Linked DNA regions of Homo sapiens: all the other regions are linked to region 3. A link is a contact called in ENCODE Hi-C or POLR2A ChIA-PET data. All regions are on one chromosome and are shown on one strand. Each heading gives the region's core, a stretch centred on a gene start or an enhancer-like site at or near the end of the contact. The rest is flanking DNA. Distances are from core to core; before and after follow the strand shown. Region 1 holds the start of EBP (EBP cholestenol delta-isomerase). Region 2 holds the start of PRICKLE3 (prickle planar cell polarity protein 3). Region 3 holds the start of PIM2 (Pim-2 proto-oncogene, serine/threonine kinase).

Region 1 (2,700 bases), core at 1-2,500, 400 kb before region 3:
TACTCCTTGACCCCCTCCATCCTTGACCCCCAACACCTCAACACACACACACACACACACACACAAAATCACACCATTTTCATGCCTGTCAATCCCCACCCCACCACAAGGCAGGAAGGGGGTGGTGCCTGCTGGGGCCTAGAGGGGGATGCTTGGGGAAACAGAGAAGGGGAGATCCAGGGCCTCCCCGCCTTCCTTCTTCCTTTTTATATACAATTTGTTATTGTCAAATAAAAGTAGGAAATATTCAATAGGCTTCTTCTTCACTGCTCAGAGGGGAATAGGAATGAGTGAGGAAGGGAGCACAGCATGGATAAAGGTTTGGAAGCTGGAAACCATGAAGAGAGAGCAGACTGTGATTGGTTCATGGTTAGTTTATGATTGATTAGATGATGAGCCTGAAGATGGCAGGATCCTGGTCCTGCTTGGTTTGATCAGGGCAGGGACAGATTGCATAGTTGGATGTGGGGGAGGCCTGATTGGCTGGAAAACTGAAGGATCCCCATTCTGATTGGTTGCTCTGAGTGGGACACAGAGGAGAGAAAGCAAGAGAGATGAAGGGTTGGTGCCTATTTATCCTTAGGACTGAGGGTTGTGGGTTCTAATTGGATGGGAGGTCTGGGATGGGTCTGGATTCTGATTGATTGCTCCATCTGGGGGCCCACTGGTGGTTAGGCGTTTGATTGGCTTTTTAGAACTGGCATATGGAGATTGAGGGTCTTCATGCCAATTGGTCAGTAGGACTGAGAGGCCTGGGTTCTAACTAGTTCTTCTGACTTGAGGTCGGGAGAAGAGAGAATGACCGCTGCTATTAGGACTGAGGAGTTCTGAGCACTGAAGAGCTGGGGAGGGGGTGGTTGCAGTGTATAGCGTGTGATCTGCTTGTAACAGTTTCGTTGCATTATACTAAGGGTTACTCTACCTAGAAAAGGGCGGAGGTGAAAGGATGCAACGCAACGCTAATTTCACCAGCGGAAGAAGCGGGTACAGACCTTAATGAGTCCCCGTTTTGATCGACTGATAAGGGAATGGGGAAATTGAAGCCAGGACTCGATGCAGATTGGCTACGGATCCAAAACGCCCACTAACCTTGGCGCGTCCCAGTCTCCACCCCAAACCTAACTCAGGTGAAAATGGCGCCACGCGCGGGGGCGGGGCTAGAGGTACAAAGAGAGTGTCTATTGGTTGGGAGCGGCACGGGCCGCCTTCTTCGCTTCACCATTGGCTCGCTCCGTAAGGCAAGAGAACCCACTAGGGGATGAGCCCGAACTAGGGATGTGACAGAGCGCGAGACCCAGCCTAAAGAGAGCCCGGAGCCAGCGTGGGAGGCCGCTGCCGTCGCGCGCCTTGGTGAGTGCCCTCCACCCGGCCCCTGCTCCCTCCCCCAGCTCTCCCCGGCTACGCGGCCAGCCCTCGGCGTGCCAGCGCGAGACCCTTTGCCACCCGCCCCCCCCACCGCCCTTTTGCGCCTGCGCGAGACCCCCAGCTACCGCACGGTTGTCCAGAGGACAGAAGATCCGTCTTCTCATTGGGCAGCGGGACTGGAGGGTTCTGGTTCGGATTGACCGGCTTTGTGTTCCGTTCTAGCGCTGCACGCCAGACACCGGCCTTTCAATATCCGTCTCTTCCCTGCAGGTTGACGGCGTTGCACGCTCTCGCGGGGAGGCTCTGGCTTTCCAAACGCTGGCACCGAGGGTTGTAGTTCTGATTCGTTTTCTTTCCTCTGTCCCCCAGTTGCAGTTTTCAGGACTACGTGGGGGAGGGAATAGCTTTTTGTTGAACGGTTTAAGACGCTGACCTGTGCAACTGGACCACGCCTGGTTCCTGTGTCTCTTACCAAACCGTGACCCCGGAGCACAGGACTGGGTTTGGTGGTCGTGAGCAGTTTGTGACCCTTGAAGGAAGACACCAGGCCTGGTCCTGTATCTCCCTCGCCAGACTGTGACCAGGGAGGGCTGGGATCAGGTGTTGTTCCCATGTGCCTCCCACCAGACTTTGACCCCCGAGGGCTGAGACCGGGACTGTTTCTACCACATCATAATATGGCTTCTAAAGGGCTGGAACAAGCTTTCAGCCTTTCTGTGGCCTTGTGTTTCAGTCATGTTCTTTTTCTTTTCTTTTTTATTTTATTTTGAGACAGAGTCTCGCTCTGTTGCCCAGGCTGGAGTGCAGTGGCATGACCCCGGCTCACTGCAGCCTCTGCCTCCCAGGTTCAAGCGATTCTCCTGCCTCAGCCTCCTGAGTAGCTGTAACTACAGGCGCACGCCACCACACCTGGCTAATTTTTGTATTTTTAGTAGAGACGGGGTTTTGCCATGTTGGCCGGGCTGGTCTTGAACTCCTGAGCTCAAGTGGTCCACTCGTCTTGGCCTCCCAAAGTGCTGGGATTACAGGCGTGAGCCACCGCGCCCGGCCTTCTTTTTTAGAGGCAGAGTCTCAGACTGGAGGGCAGTGATGTGGTCACTGCTCACTTCAGCCTTGAAGTCCTGGGCTCAAAGCGATCCTCCTGCCTCAGCCTACCTACTAGCTGGGACTACAGGCCTTTGTCACCACACCTGACTGATTTTCTTATTTTTTTAGAGACAGTTTCGCTGTGTTGCCCAGGCCGGACTTGAATTCCTGGCCTCAGGTGCTGCTCCTGCATCAGCCTCCCAAAGCACTGGAATTACCTGCCACGGTGCCTGGCCTTTAGTCATGGTC
Region 2 (2,700 bases), core at 1-2,500, 270 kb after region 3:
CCATCTACGCCGCCAGCAGCACTCCAGTTCCACAGGGTAGGAGACGAGACCGCATTCTTCCTTGAGATCCCCACGTGAACCCTGCCCCTCTCTTCAGAAGCTCAGGAGCTCCTCCCCTAAACCCTGGCCTCATGCCCTGATACCCAAGGAACTGGGGACCCTCCCCAGGATCTCAGGAGGCCCCTGCTCCATTCAGAAACCCCCATCCCAAGAAACCTTGGCCTTTACCCATCCCATCCTAGGGCTATTTATTCCTTCTCCGGACCATCAAACCCAGACCCCACATTCCCAGGTCAGAGACCCACTCCAAAGGAAGTGAAAGAACCTCCTATCTAAGAAGTCAAAAACTCCCTTGCTCAGGCGGAACCCTGGAAGCCTTGTCCCCCCAAATCCCAGTCTCTTGACTCTCAGCATTTCGGCATCCCAGGAGTGTAGGACTCCATCCCTCCGTGCACATTCCTCCAAGGTACTGTGTCCTTTAGAAGCTGAGGAGGTCGGCCAGGCTCGGTGGCTCACGCCTATAATCCCAGCACTTTGGGAGGCCGAGGTGGGCGGATCACCTGAGGTCAGGAGTTCGAGACCAGCCTGGCCAACATGGTGAAACCTTGTCTCTACTAAAAATACAAAAATTAGGCGGGCGCGGTGGCGGGCGTCTGTAATCCCAGGTACATGGGAGGCTGAAGCAGGAGAATCGCTTGAACCCAGGAGGCGGAGGTTGCAGTGAGCGGAGATAGCGCCACTGCACTCCAGCCTGGGTGACAGAGATTCAGTCTCAAAAAAAAAAAAAAAAAAAAAAAGCAGCAGCTCAGGAGGTTCCTGCTCAACCTAAGGCTTCAAGACCCAGTTCTCTGGCCCTCAGGATTCCCTCCCACAATTCATAAGAGAGGGGTCCCCACCAGGTCCCAGGAGTGCTGATGAAAGTGTGTGGAGAGGTGATTAGGGGGTTTGGGCCACCAGATCTACACCTTCCTCCATCCATTCGCCTCCAGCAGCCCCAGCCCCAGGTCTGGGAATGCAGGGGATGGGATTCCCAGATCCTCTGTGGGGCACCTATTCGCTATGCCTATCCATTGCCCCCTTGCCTGGGCCTCAGTTTACCCCCGACCCCCACCGCTGCCCTGACTCCCGCTCACCGCACGCCCGGAGCGGCGCCTCCGGGACCCACGCGCGAACATGGCGCGCCCGGGCAGGGTCAAGCCGGGCCGGGTCAGGCGAATGTAATCCTTGCGACCGTCAGGCCACCGCGCGTCCGGCCTGGGAACTCGGTTCCGTAAACCTGACACCCTCGTGGGAGGAGCGCGCCCCGCAGGGCCCGCCCCCGGGCATGTGGTCTCTCCGCTGCCAGGGCGCCCCCTGCCTAGAGGTGAACTGCACGTAGCCCGGAGTGCCCCGCGGGAAAGGCCTCTGCCCTCCCGCTCCGGGCCGGTGCGGGGCGTCACAAGGCACGACCCCCAGAATCCCGGCGTGCCACGTGGCCTCTCACGGGACCTGGGGCTTGAAGGTTCTGTAGTGGAGGATGGGGAGACTCAGAGGTGGCCAACTGGACTGAGAGGGGTGGCGCGCTAGGGTGCTTGTGTTGACGTTTTGTGTCGATTTATTTCGGATGCTTATTTGGGAGAGGGGTTAAAGACACCTCTTGGCTCCTCCCCACTGGTGAGGTTCCGAGGGTCTCCCCGATGAATGCTGCAACAATGGGCCCCAACCTCACCCGCAGCCCCAGCTGGTGCTCGCTGGGAACCTGGGAACCTGGCCCTAGCCACCAGAGAGCTAGATCTTATACGCACTCCTCCCTTCTCATTCCCCTCTCAGCGAGGCCAGGTTCCAAAGCCCTCGTCCCCTCTCTCCCCTCATCCTTATAAGCCTAGCTGTCCAGCCCCGTCCCCCCACCCCAAGTCTTGAGAAGTAGATCTTAAAGCCTTCCCTCCCCCACCCACATTTTTCTCTCTCCAGTTATCCCCTTCCCCAGCTCAGTTCCAGGGCGGGGAGCCTCTCCTTCACGCTCTCAGGCTTGGCTGTGCCTCCGGGCTGGGGGGAGGGGGTCCCATGGCCTCAGTCAGAACTCGGCCCGGGTCTCTATGCACGGAGACTGCAGCGGCCAGGCCCTTCATCGCGGGCCCCGGGGACCTCTCCCCGCCCCCCATTACACATGTCCCTGTCACTTCCCGTGGAGTGGAGAGGTAAAAGAGAATAACTAATGAACTAAGGAGTCACCCCGGCGCCCCACCTCCCCTCCTTGCCTAACCTGTCTCCCATTTCTCCAGCCTGGGCGGAGGCAGGGAAAGGAGAGACAGTAGGGTCTGAAGATTAGGGATGGGGTCAGGCAATGTGAGGTTTCCTCCTATTCGGACCCCTTGGGGATTTGAGGAGAGGGTTCCACAGGGGCTCGGAAGAGGCTTGGCTAAGGGACCAGAATTAGAACCAACTCCTAGAAAGACCGGGCATTTGGTGGCCAGTAGTGGGAGGGTGAGCAGGGCTACTCAGAGAGTGACAGAGTGATTGGCAGGAGAGGCTTCCCAGAGGATGCTGCTCTGCCTAACACTTTTGAAGGGGCCTGAAATGGTGCAGCAAGCTGAACTGCGGTCGGTGGGTCCGGGTGGAGCTTGTTCTCACCACCTCTCCCTCCTTTCTCCCCCGGCCAACCTCCTCCCCGGCGCCCGAAAAAGACACACTGAGAAATCAGAGCCGGGTAGACTAGGTGGT
Region 3 (2,700 bases), core at 86-2,585:
GCCCAGGGAGTCATACATCCCCTGGAAAAGCAAGGAGGTGAATACATCAGTGATGGAGTAGGTAGGTTAGGAAGGGCTCCGAAGGTACTCACCAAGGGGGACCAGCCCAGCACACGATTCCGGGGAATCACTTTGATGGCCACCTGGAGAAGAAGGCCGTGATAAGGAGGCCAGCAGGTGATCCCCAGACCCCTCCCAGTCTAGACCTTCTGCCTACCTCCAGTATTCCTCCATCTACCAGCACTCTAGTCTTTCTGGTCCCCAACCACAGCACCCCACAGAACGCGTACCAGGGCGTCTCCCCTGCCCTCCAGGTCCTCGGAACCAAGTTTATCTCTCCCACCTTCCTTAGCCCTGGGCTCTCCGTTCTCAGGCATCAGGACTCATCACTCCAAGTCCTGAGTTCTAGATTTCCTGATACCCCAGGCCCACAATCTTCCTATTTAGCTCTACGACACCCCAACTCTGTACCAGGGTCCTGGTCCGCATGACTCCACACTGGACACCTACCTCCAAAAGTCCCACAAATCTCACATCTAGGTCCCTGCTTTCCCACACATACACAGCCTGGACCCCGGGGTCAAGGAACTCCGGAATCTGAAGCCCCCTGCCCCCCCCCCCCGCCCATAACCTCCTAGACCGACACACACACGCGCACGCACACACACCTGGCCCTCTACACACACTGCAGGCTCACTCCTCGGACACGGACACGGACACACACACACACACACCTGGTCCTCTACACACTCTGCAGGCTCACTCCTCGGTCAACCAGCATTCCAGGGCCAGGACCCCCGCCCCCGCCACACGCACCTGACCCTCCCAAGACCCTCATGACGGATACCTGGAGTCGATCTGTGAGGCGGTGTCCTGCGAAGACGGTGCCAAAGCCCCCCTTACCCAGGAGGGGGCCGAGTCGATACTCGGCCTCGAACGCTTCCCGATCCTTGCCTCCTACGCAGGCGGAGGCGAGGAAGTCAGGGTGGCGGCGTGCTGAGCCCAGCCACGACTCCCTCCCCCCGCGCTGCAACCCATCATTCCAGCCCACCCCGTCTGGTTGCAGTAGGGGAGGATGTACTCACCTGGCGGCGGCGTGGGGGTCCCGGGGGGCGCGGGAGGCCCCTGTAGAGGCTTGGTCAACATGGAGGTGGCGCTGCGCAGATTGAGCCCACTGAACCCGCTAAGCCCGCAGGGCGTGGACGCCCGGGGCAGCGCAGCTGGGGAGCCAGGGCTGGGGGGCGCCAGGGTGGAAAGCAGAGAAACTGGTGGCCCGGAAGCGCCCGCAGACGGCGCAGCGTTGAGATTCGCCGCGCGCGCCAGCCCCAATGCTACTGAGCCTGGGCACGCGCCTCCCGGGAGAGTCACCCTGGGCGACAGCCCCGCCCACCTGGCTTTGATCAATCCGGACGCGGCACCTGCTGTACCACAGCCAATCGGAGCCAGTTCTTATTTGCATACCACCCTCATCGTTTCAAGGGCCCCCTTATGCAAATACACGCTCGGTTCTTCCGAGGAGGCGGGGCCTGCATGTAAATGAGGGGGCTTGAGGTGGGGCTCACACCAAGAGGAAACCGGTTCTGGGAATCCCTTTGCAGCACCGCGCTTGTTTTGGTTGTTGCGCGGGGTTGTTGTTGGTAGTGGTGGCGGTGTGTGTGTGTATTTACACTTAAAAAATAACTGCGCAGTATCCTTTCCTGGGAAGTTGGTTTGCCGCCGCTGCCTGGATATTAGCACAGAGATAGCGCCAGGCCGGGCTTCTAAGAATTCGCGCTTGTGGCTATCCAAGACTCCGTCTCGAAAGGTGCTTGTCGGACTCCTTCACCGGAGTCCTCCAGGCGACTGGCGGCCTTCACTGGAAAGCTGAGGCCAGGGCCCTGGAAATATCTGGTAGCCAGGGAGGGGGAACCCCTACCATCAACGCCACGGGTGTGCATTGGTCAAAGGCAGCATTGCCTGGTGAGTGTTTATTGGAGCTTTTAACCCTGAGCCCTGGGCCCAGTCAGCAAGTCTAGAATCTAGAACAGCAGGGGGTGGTTCTTGGGGGATGGGGGTGAGCCCAGAGTGGTGGTGGCATGGGGCTGCTCTTGGAGTTGAGAGAGGCAAGGACTGAGAGACATGATAGAGGCTGCTAGAGAAGTGGCAACTCTCAGACACAAATTTGTGAAAAACAGCCAGAAAAGGCGCCACACCCCAGGAAGAAAAATGCACTCCAAAGACACATGAATGCCAAGATATACACAAACACATACTGTCAGACACATTCACAGAAACGACCTAGATACACATGCAGCCAGAGACTGACATACACTTTCAGGCAAGCACACTGTCAGAAAAATAGTTATGTCCTAGAATGACACCCAGAGATACACTGTTACAGAAAGGCACTCACGCAGACCTACATTTGCCATGTGATGACACAGAAATGTCCCGTCACACTGGCAGAACTTGTCACAAACACACTGTCACCATCAGATATGCACTGTCACAGCAAGACTTGTACTGTCCCAGAAATGAGAGACGCAGAGTCTGTCACAGGAAGATGCACAGATGCTCCAGGGACACACATGCACTGCTCTGAAGGCAGACATGTACTGATGTGATAGAATCACATTTTGTGGCAGTGTCACAAAAACAGACATGGATAGACCTGTTCAGACACAGACATACATACACCATGACACATGCAGTTTATCAATG

What was found. Hi-C counts contacts between places; a loop is a spot of excess contacts on that map. ChIA-PET counts read pairs that join two places held with the same protein, here RNA polymerase II (POLR2A). Pooled maps may share reads with other maps.
Region 1: a loop to region 3 is called in a pooled map, with 9 times the contacts of the local background. The contact joins the promoter of EBP here to the promoter of PIM2 in region 3. A Hi-C loop is called at or near these places in 1 of 168 maps with a recorded cell type or tissue (ascending aorta), 5 of 37 single-sample maps with no recorded cell type and 11 of 50 pooled maps. POLR2A ChIA-PET finds 5 or more read pairs at or near these places in 2 of 52 experiments (Panc1 and activated T-cell).
Region 2: a loop to region 3 is called in a pooled map, with 4 times the contacts of the local background. The contact joins the promoter of PRICKLE3 here to the promoter of PIM2 in region 3. A Hi-C loop is called at or near these places in 1 of 168 maps with a recorded cell type or tissue (B cell) and 9 of 50 pooled maps. POLR2A ChIA-PET finds 5 or more read pairs at or near these places in 2 of 52 experiments (HepG2 and PC-9).

The regions. Positions count from the first base shown.
Region 1 is chrX:48,520,558-48,523,257 of GRCh38, forward strand. EBP (EBP cholestenol delta-isomerase) reads left to right here and starts at 1,251. Exons shown (of 5, transcript NM_006579.3): 1 at 1,251-1,350. It overlaps PORCN (porcupine O-acyltransferase), which reads left to right. Exons shown (of 15, transcript NM_203475.3): 15 at 1-251. RefSeq lists silencers at 92-151, 1,066-1,295, 1,356-1,535.
Region 2 is chrX:49,185,123-49,187,822 of GRCh38, forward strand. It overlaps PRICKLE3 (prickle planar cell polarity protein 3), which reads right to left and starts at 1,251. Exons shown (of 9, transcript NM_006150.5): 1 at 1,134-1,251. The coding sequence starts at 1,175. SYP (synaptophysin) reads right to left here. Exons shown (of 7, transcript NM_003179.3): 7 at 2,693-2,700. RefSeq lists a cis regulatory region at 1,010-1,550 and a silencer at 1,244-1,373.
Region 3 is chrX:48,917,689-48,920,388 of GRCh38, forward strand. PIM2 (Pim-2 proto-oncogene, serine/threonine kinase) reads right to left here and starts at 1,336. Exons shown (of 6, transcript NM_006875.4): 1 at 1,086-1,336; 2 at 848-957; 3 at 93-143. The coding sequence starts at 1,146. RefSeq lists silencers at 1,113-1,252, 1,343-1,582 and an enhancer at 2,633-2,692.